2 separate regions of the Homo sapiens genome follow, and region 2 is linked to region 1. A link is a contact called in ENCODE Hi-C or POLR2A ChIA-PET data. All regions are on one chromosome and are shown on one strand. Each heading gives the region's core, a stretch centred on a gene start or an enhancer-like site at or near the end of the contact. The rest is flanking DNA. Distances are from core to core; before and after follow the strand shown. Region 1 overlaps P3H2 (prolyl 3-hydroxylase 2). Region 2 overlaps P3H2 (prolyl 3-hydroxylase 2).

What was found. A loop is a pair of places that touch in the nucleus more often than their neighbours do. ChIA-PET counts read pairs that join two places held with the same protein, here RNA polymerase II (POLR2A). Pooled maps may share reads with other maps.
Region 2: a map of chondrocyte shows a loop between it and region 1 (1.8-fold over the local background). The contact joins two enhancer-like sites. A Hi-C loop is called at or near these places in 1 of 168 maps with a recorded cell type or tissue (chondrocyte), 6 of 37 single-sample maps with no recorded cell type and 3 of 50 pooled maps. POLR2A ChIA-PET finds 5 or more read pairs at or near these places in 2 of 52 experiments (GM12878 and MCF 10A).

Annotation. Positions count from the first base shown.
Region 1 is chr3:190,000,429-190,005,375 of GRCh38, reverse strand. The region is part of intron 1 of P3H2 (prolyl 3-hydroxylase 2); the gene reads left to right. Among named protein-coding and RNA genes, the nearest start is that of P3H2, 120 kb to the left of the region's middle. Within about 2 kb of position 1,480, at least 3 of the 41 ENCODE cell types and tissues checked have a DNase peak (open chromatin) inside an H3K27ac peak, as active enhancers do.
Region 2 is chr3:190,089,843-190,094,206 of GRCh38, reverse strand. The region is part of intron 1 of P3H2 (prolyl 3-hydroxylase 2); the gene reads left to right. Among named protein-coding and RNA genes, the nearest start is that of P3H2, 29 kb to the left of the region's middle. Within about 2 kb of position 1,851, at least 3 of the 41 ENCODE cell types and tissues checked have a DNase peak (open chromatin) inside an H3K27ac peak, as active enhancers do.

The DNA of each region.
Region 1 (4,947 bases), core at 231-2,730:
AATGATTACTTCTTCTCCCTGATCTATATGCCCCCATGCAGTCTACTCAGGAAACATGTGGACTTACAGGAGAAACACTAAATAAACCCATACTTTGATTCCCAGTGCTTGTGACAAGCATTTGATGTCTGAGGCTTTGTCATTTCACAAAACAATGTTGCAGACACAGCAACAAACTTTTGAAATTTTTTTTCATATTCTCAAGATCAGAAAAATCATTCCCAGGCTTGCATTAAGCTATTTCACTGCTGATTTTCAAAAAGCTATCTTAGAAACAGAAATCCATAGTTAATTGCCATTTTGCTATCATAATTGACAAATTCAAATGATTTGTGACATATGATTTTTGACAAATGATTTGTGACAAGTGATTTGTGACAAATTCAAATGATTGTGACATACAGTTTGAGGAAAAAATGTGATCTGGCTGCTATTGGTTGTAGAGACATAACTGTGGTAGTGAACAATTAGGAAGCTGACTTTTAGCTGTAGTAAATTGATGGCCAGCTAAAATTTTTTTTTTAATTGAGTCACTCGGGAAAGACAACGTTTTTCCCCCTTTATTATAATGAAAACCAGGCAAAATATGAGTCAAGTGTTATCACAACAAAATTTGTTTTTGTATCCTAAAGTTCATTAAGGGGAACTCTGTCCCTGGACAAGTTTTGACTTGGTGCTATAAATTATTGTTCGTGGCCAGGCGCGGTGGCTCACACCTGTAATCCCAGCACTTTGGGAGGCCGAGGCGGGCGGATCACAAGGTCAGGAGATCGAGACCATCCCGGCTAAGACGGTGAAACCCCGTCTCTACTAAAAATACAAAAAATTAGCCGGGCGTGGAGGCGGGCGCCTGTAGTCCCAGCTACTCGGGAGGCTGAGGCAGGAGAATGGCGTGAACCCGGGAGGCGGAGCTTGCAGTGAGCCGAGATCCCGCCACTGCACTCCAGCCTGGGCGACAGAGCGAGACTCCGTCTCGAAATAAATAAACAAATAAATTATCGTTTGTATCATAACGTACCCTTGTCAATAATTACCAGCCACTTTCTGCGCTGGTCCTGAAGTAGAGGTAAGGGCTCATCTAGCTTTTTGAAGCTGTCCTCTTGGGCAGACAAACTCAATAAATGGCCATTTTTATTTCTCTTATTTTTATTACTAATATTATAAAATGCTTTGCCAACTATATAAAACATACAACCTATATGACAAATGCAATTTTTATTATTGGCAACCTCACAAGTTAGATTGTGCTCACCAATACAGAGGTCATGTATAAGAGGAGTAGAGTTCTGTACTCACATAGAGAAACATTGGATTTCTATTTATTTATTTTTCAAAATCTGACATGAACTAGATTCTTGAGATGTTAAAGTAATGACTACTACCATAGTCATGGGATGCTGGCAAAGCTAAGGTATGAAATTAATGACAACTACCTTCAGAATAAACTTTGAAAAGGATTAAAGCAGATTCCAAAAACAGTAGCAGGAAACAAATGTCAGCAAGGTCTTGGCCCACACTGCTTTTCGGTAACCATTAGTCATCATCTGACACCTCAAGGGAGAGTGCTGGACAAACACTGCAGAGGTTAAGATCCCTGCCCAGTTATTCAGTCTTACCCTGTCCTAGCATTTAGAACCAAAAACAACAGTAACATACCAATAGACCATGCACACTAACTTCATTCGACCCGAGGCAGAGACGACTTGTCTACCTTCCATCACTAAGATAATGTGCTCTCCTTCTTACCCAGCAGCCATTCAAATTTTGGCTGTTCCCTTGGTAGGAAGTTAGACAATACACAGATGACTTGAGCGATTTTGTCTAATTCAAAGCACACACTTATTTCTGGCTAATACTTAGATAGTTTTTTTTTTTTTTTTAACATCAAGGGCATTTCATTTTTAATAGTCTCTAATCGGAAATAGTATGTTTAAAAGTTCTGTGTCTTCACTTTAATGTTTTCCTTACCCAGAAAGATGGTTTCTATTTAGATAAGAAATCTTCTAGAAAGCTGATGGAATCTGTTGTTTCACGGAGCTCCTAAGAGTATCCTCATTTGGCCATGGCTATTCACCATTAGTGTTTAACACTAAAATGTAAACATCAAGACTAAAACTTCACTAGAGTGTTTAAAAAAGCAGGAGTCTATTAATCAGAATCAGGACCATAAGTAATTGAGGGAAAGAGCATAAGCAGTTTGGCAAAAGAAAGCACTTTAAGAAAGCATGTTCATTCTTCCTTTCCAACTTACTCCACAGAGGAAATATTACTCTTCAGAAACGTCATTTCCATTTAATCCTTACCAAATTGCATTTTGAAAACGATAAATAGTTACTTATACCTATGACTGTATTTTAGAGTGACATTCCATAAATGCAAAGATAAGTTCATTTTCTACATTAGCATGGCCACCTAACTTGTGAATTAACATGTGTTCTTCAAAGCTAGAAATTTTAAAATGTTCTGCCTTGAGATGTAGAAAAGGAATATATTGTATAAAAATCTCCCTTACTATGGGAGTATATATTTTAAATAGGTTGTACCTTTTGTATGTCCCTGAGTTTCCTTGCTAAGGCAACTATTTGTATAGTTAGATTTTTGAAATGGAAACAAAAACACTCAAAGAAAAAAGTGAAATATGCCAGCTTTAGTTTGACACATTAGAAACCCAACATAATGCCGGGCACGGTGGCTCACGCCTGTAATCCCAGCACTTTGGTAGGCCAAGGTGGGCGGATCACGAGATCAGGAGTTCAAGACTGGCTTGGCCAACACGGTGAAACTCCATCTCTACTAAAAATACAAAAATTAGCCGGGTGTGTTGGCGCGTGCCTGTAATCCCAGCTGCTTGGGAGGCTGAGGCAGGAGAATTGCTCGAACCCAGGAGGCAGAGATTGCAGTGAGCTGAGACCATGCCATTGCACTCCAGCCTGGCAACAGAGCGAGATTCCAACTCAAAAAAAAAAAAAGAAAAGAAAAAAGAAAGAAAGAAACCCAACATAATATAATATAGTTACTGTAAATGACAGTGAATGCAATTCTGAGCTTCCCAGTAGTCAAGGCAAAAGGTGCAACAGAATATATTAGGTAGTTCTCTATGGATGTTAAAATTAATTTTATAAATTTGTCAGGAGATATAAACTGTTTTTTCTTATAACTGAATTGTGAAAATTTCAAATATGGATCTTTTTACAAGTTATATTAATGTATTAACATCATCAGTAACTGTGAAATAAAATGCAAAGTTATTTGCTATATGGCTATTATTTTACTCCAAAAATCTGACTCTGCTATATAGAAATGTTTAGGAATGTCCTAAAATAAGATTAAATTCTCATTCATAAGCCCATACTTTACATTTAAATACTGTAATTTACAGGATTTCGTTTAATTCAGTAGGTTGAACAAACTGCTTCCAAATTTTATTTCAAAATTTGATGTTTTGTAAATTTTAAGAATATTCTTTTAATATATTATTCATATTGTAAGAAATGTATTTATTTATTTGGTTCTATGAAGAAAAATTAACTCAAGTTGGCAAAAATTCGAGTAAATTTGGAGACTTTTTAGCAAGTAATGAAATGTCTACAAATGTGCCTTGTGACATGTGTATGTATATGAGTGTATACACACACACATCTTACAGGTTCATCAAAGGATGAATTTGGTTGTTTAGTGTGATATACATGCTGTAATTTGATGACTTCCTTTCTCTCTAGCTGTTGTGCTTATGCTGCTAGCTAGAGCTTAGAACTTGCGCTGTGGCTTAGAAACAGGATGTCTTCAGTGTCAGCTTACATGCTTGTCACTTGGGAGTTAAAAATCTCTAAAGTTACTATATTGTGAAATTTAAGTAAAAAAACGAAGGCAAAAACCATAGCACTTCATTAAAATGTAATGGATAAATTCCCAAAGTTAGGGTGACGAAAGTAGAAAAAGAATTCATTCATTTATTGAAAATGTTGATGTTTGAGAATAATGGAAATTACTTATTTTACGCTTGATGTTTTACTCTGTACAAAAAACCTTCAAAAGAGTAAAAAGTGCTGCCAAATATTCTATTTGAGAAGTACATAGTGGTATTTCCATGTTTTAATGTGCTTTAGAATTATTAGCCCCTTTTCTTTGTTGCACGTGCCTTACAAGTTGTTCTTAATTTCGTATTCAAAATATTTGAGCTACATATCCTAATTCAGAAAATAGGGAACTTACATATTTTCCACACAAAATCTTTGGAAATTTTAGAAGCGTTTCCTTTTGTGTTACGTGTTTGCCTTCTGAATTGAGAAACATTGTTAGAGCAAGGATGGGCAAAATAGACGAAGAGAAAGGAATCGAGGCAGGAAATGGAAGGAAAGTAAAACAGGCAACTGACTTACGCTGTGCTGCATTATTTTGCAAAGTAAAAGCATCATCTCTGACTGATTACTGCAGTGCTCTTCTGCCCTCTAGGAAGATCTGTTTTCCACAAAGAAGTTTGAATTATCATTTTAAAATGTGTATCAGATCTGATTATATCCCTCCTTAACATTTTTTACTGTTTCCTTGTGCACTTAGAATGACATTTAAACTCTACCATAGCCTATACAAATGATCCGTCCTTCTCTAACTTCTAAAATCTCCCTCCTTGATCTCTGCTCTGCTTTGAAAACACATCAAGCCTTTTTCCACTTCAGGCACCTTTCACTTGACTTTCTTTGGCCTGGAATGCCCTTCCTCTTGTTCGGTTCATGCCTGGCTTCTCAACTTTTAGGTCTCAGCTCAAAAATTACATTGAAGAGAAATCTTTGATGAATGAATCTAAAGGAGTTCTCCTTCCAGCCCAGTCCCAGTCAGTGCTCACAACTTTGTTCATTATTTCTTCATAGCACTTAATACAATCTGAAATTACTTTCCTTACTTATTTATTTACTTGGGATTTGTCCCCTTCTATGAGAATGTCAACAT
Region 2 (4,364 bases), core at 602-3,101, 88 kb before region 1:
TAGTGTCAGTATTGGATTACTGATTAGTGTCTTTGCAATGTACAGAGCTCCATAGTTCCAGTCAGTAGAGCAGATGTTAATTTTCCAGAGAAACACATTCTCGATTCTGGTTTTACAGTGTATCAGATTGTCACCTATTGCTCTATATCAATGTTTGTGGAATTCTTAAAATTAATCAAAATTATTTTAGTTCATGCTAGCTACATAGCACCACTTTTTTATTCTTGGGAGCCAAGTTGATAATGGGAAAAGGATGTGAAATTTTTATCATGTAAAATGAAAACTAAATGACTTCATGAGAATTTTTCAGTGAGCCATTTAAACTTATAGCGTATAATCTTCAATTTTAATGAAATTTTCATTAATGATTAATGTGGTGAATTTTTCTAAAACTTACCAAAAAAGCCACCAGCATATTAATTATTTTCAGTGTATCTACTGCAAATCATTTTGACAACAATGTTAAACCAAACCCAAAACAAAGCAAACAAACACTGTAAATAGTAGCAATCACTTTTTTTCTTCCACTCAGTCACATTTTCAGCAGTGCCATCTACTCTCTCTCTTCTCCATCCTGGACACCTTTGATGACTTCAGTTTCTGAAGATGACTTGTGGTTCATCACGATCCTTCCTTTTTATCCACTCTCCAGCTACCAATGCCTGTGAGTTCAACAACCGTGAGGACACTGCCTTAATAATTTTCCTTTAATTTTCTCAGATTTCTTTATCTGATTTCACCCTTTCTAGCTATCCAGCAGAACTTTCCTCTATGGCCTTCGTTCCTCTTTCCCTTTCTCTCCAGACCAACCCCCAACTCATGGCCAACCTCTTTAGCTAGTCACGTGTATAGAAGGGTAGGGCCATTTGCATTGCAATAAGGATTGATGATCATTCTTTTCCTCAACTGTCTGTCTTGTCAAGCTTTACAGCACTCCACCACTGTTCACTGAGCACTGCAGACAAATGACACAGAGCTATGTCTCTGCCGTCTACTATGTATTCGCACTGCATGATCACAACTAAGGTTTTAGAGTTGTTTATCAATTTTCTATTATCGTTGCTTAGTATTATTTCTTAGAATTGATGTCAGAATTATTTCTACTTCTCAAACTGTGTCCCTTCATTCTTTTCATGATTTTATCTCCCACACTACTAAGGAAAGCTCTAATAAAGGGAGGAATTTTGGGTGGTGAATTGGAGTAGGAGAAGAGAGATCACATGTATGAGACACTAAGCAGGTGAAATTAATAGGTGTTTGTATCATTTTTGGGGGGGATTAGAAAGTAAAGGAAGGGGATCAGAATTGACTCGGAGATTTAAAGCCTGGGTGATTGATGGATTGTGGTTCTATGAGCAAAAACAAGAACTACAGGAGCGGATGTAGAATAGGAAGGAAGGATATTATTTTCCTTTGCCCCTTCTTTTCCTCTTTGTCTTTTTAAAAGTCTCATTATCTTTGCTTAATTGCCTTAAATAAAATATAAAAATTTACTGCTTGAAATGAATGAGCTTTCAAAATAAAAGGGCACATACCAGTAAGACTGAAAAGAGTTCAGATCCCAGCTTCCCGAAAGAATAATCCTCTTAATAAGGCAGCTGTAAGCTCTCTAATGCTGGATAACTAGAACAGCACTCTGCCTTTGGAAAAATGCCATAAGTCCCTTGCACTTTTCCTTATTTTTAAAGATAGCCATGTAAGCAAGATGTAGCTCCTAATGAGAGTATTTTCTAGACTTCGTTCCTTGCCTTAAGCACTAGCTATTTTGCTAAGCAACTGTCTTCTTGGAGGGTTTTGCTTTTTAGCAAACCAAAGATTGACAAAGTTGGTGAGGAAGTGACTCATGGCATTGGGGTTATTTTAGTATAAACTACTTGCCCTGAGTACATGGCCCTTTTATACTATTTCAGCTGAAGTATTTCTCCTTTGATAGAAATATAGAGTTGCTAAGACCAACTGGATTTTTTTTTTTTTTTGACGGAGTCTCGTTCCATCGCCCAGGCTGGAGTACAGTGGTGCAATCTCAGCTCACTGCAATCTCTGCCTCCTGGGATCAAGCCATTCTCCTACCTCAGCCTCTCAAGTAGCTGGGACTACAGGTGTCCACCACCATGTCCGGGTAATTTTTGTATTTTTAGTGGAGACGGGGTTTCACCATGTTGACCAGGCTGATCTCAAACTCCTGACCTCAGGTGATCCACCCACCTCGGCCTCCCAAAGTGCTGGGATTATAGGCGTGAGCCACTGCGCATGGCTGGAAAACATTTTTACATGTAAGACATGGCCCCACTTATTTAATGCACATCAGTAAAACCTAGTTCCACGTTGTTCCTATTCTAATACATCAGGTTATGCTCTCTCTTCCCTTTCTTTAATATCTCAGCCTCTTTGCATGTAACATTTCCTACTTCACAGAGAATGTCAAAACAAAACAAAAGAAACAAATATGGCATCTCCAACATCTCTTTGCTTTCACACTGTCAGAATACTGTTTTCCTCTGCCAGCCTATGTACTCTTTAAAAAGCCTCATTTGCCATCATTCTTTTCAGAATTATCAGGTACTCTATTTGTTAAGGATCTGGCTTGTGCCATCTTTCCTTTGAAACTTATATTGATTGGTATTTATAAAGAAAACTTTCTAGTACAATATATATAAGCAAATAGCCATTTACAGACATTAAGATGTAATCACCTGTCCTAAATTGATATTGTAGTAACACTTCCTTTCTTTTCTTAGTAATAATGGGAAATAGGGGCATCCTATTATATCATTTCATTAACTATGAATTATGCAGAAGTGTAAAGTTGAGAGTGTATAGTCATTAAAAGAAGTTACTGTTAAGGTAACAAATGTGTCCACTTCGTGTTTCCATATGGCAATCATGACTCTTAGAACCACTTCCATCAATCTGAATGCTTTATATCAGACCAGAAAGCATTTAGCAAATTTGAGCTTAATGCTGTACCTTGGTAAACACAATCCAGAAGCTAAAATGGTCTCCACAAATCCAAATCAATACTAAAAGCCAACACATAATTTTTGGATTACTTGGCTTTTGATTTTTTGTGGCTGAAATTCCTCTTCACTTGCACAATAAAAAACTAGCTTTGATATTTATTTTATTTATAGAACAAACATTATATTCCAAATAAGACTGAATACCTGTGTTGGCAGGTAGAAAGAAGCACAGTCATACCTTATTTGTTCATAGTTTTGAGAGATGGCAGGCGGAATAAAAAAATAATACATGAGAAGGCTATGATAGTATTGATGAGGGAGTAGGTAACTGAGTGAATGAAGGAAACTTCTGTGAGAAATTGACACTGAAGTTACGTCTTGCAAAGGAGTAAAACATTCCACACAGAGGAAATGGGGTGGGGCTCTCCAAGAAAAAGGAATAATGTGTATAAAGACTTGGTAGTGTTCAAGTGCCTGGTGAAGAATTCTACTAGGTTTACAGTTTGTTTTCTAAGGTAATAGGTGGTAAATTTTTTTTTTTTTTGAGTCAGAGTCTTGCTCTGTCACCCAGGCTGGAGTGCAGTGGCACAATCTGGGCTCACTGCAAGCTCCGCCTCCCAGCTTCACACCATTCTCCTGCCTCAGCCTCCCGAGTAGCTGGGACTACAGGTGCCCGCCACCATGCCCAGCTAATTTTTTGTATTTTTAGTAGAGACGGGGTTTCACCATGTTAGCCAGGATGATCTCGATCTCCTGACCTCGTGATCCACCCGCCTCAGCCTCCCAAAGTGCTGGGATTACAGGCGTGAGCCACCGTGCGCGGCCAATAGGTGGTAAATATTTTTTGAGTCTAAAATATGCTCAGTGAGAACTGTGAAAAATATGTCCATAAAATGTTTATTTACCTTTCTGTACAGATTAATATTTTGTTTTCAGTAAGCATTTTACTCAGCATATTTTTTAGTGCCTTTGATCCGGTATACTCCACAAGGAAAAGGAGAAATGGAAAAAAATAAAAACGAATGATATCTTCTAAAGAAATTTCCAATCTATTTGGGGATGTAGCCATGTTTATTTAGTTAAGAAGCATGTTTGACCTGATGCATAATGAGAAATGGAAAGGGTCTGTTGGGGCACAGAGGAAGGAGCAATTCTGAAGGCTGGCAGGCAAAGCCCAAATAAATCTACCTACAGAGAAGATTCATTGACTTCGGTCTTTGTGCTTCATGACACAGACACCAAACCACAAGTTCTTTACCTCACTGACCACTGAGACTCTGCCAGACCCAGGAAGCCTCCCCAACAAACGTCCCCATTCATCATTTCTTCACCCTGTGACTAAAATGTGATGTGGTGTCAGGCATTACTAGCTAAATATGGGATCAAAAACCCCAATTGCACCAC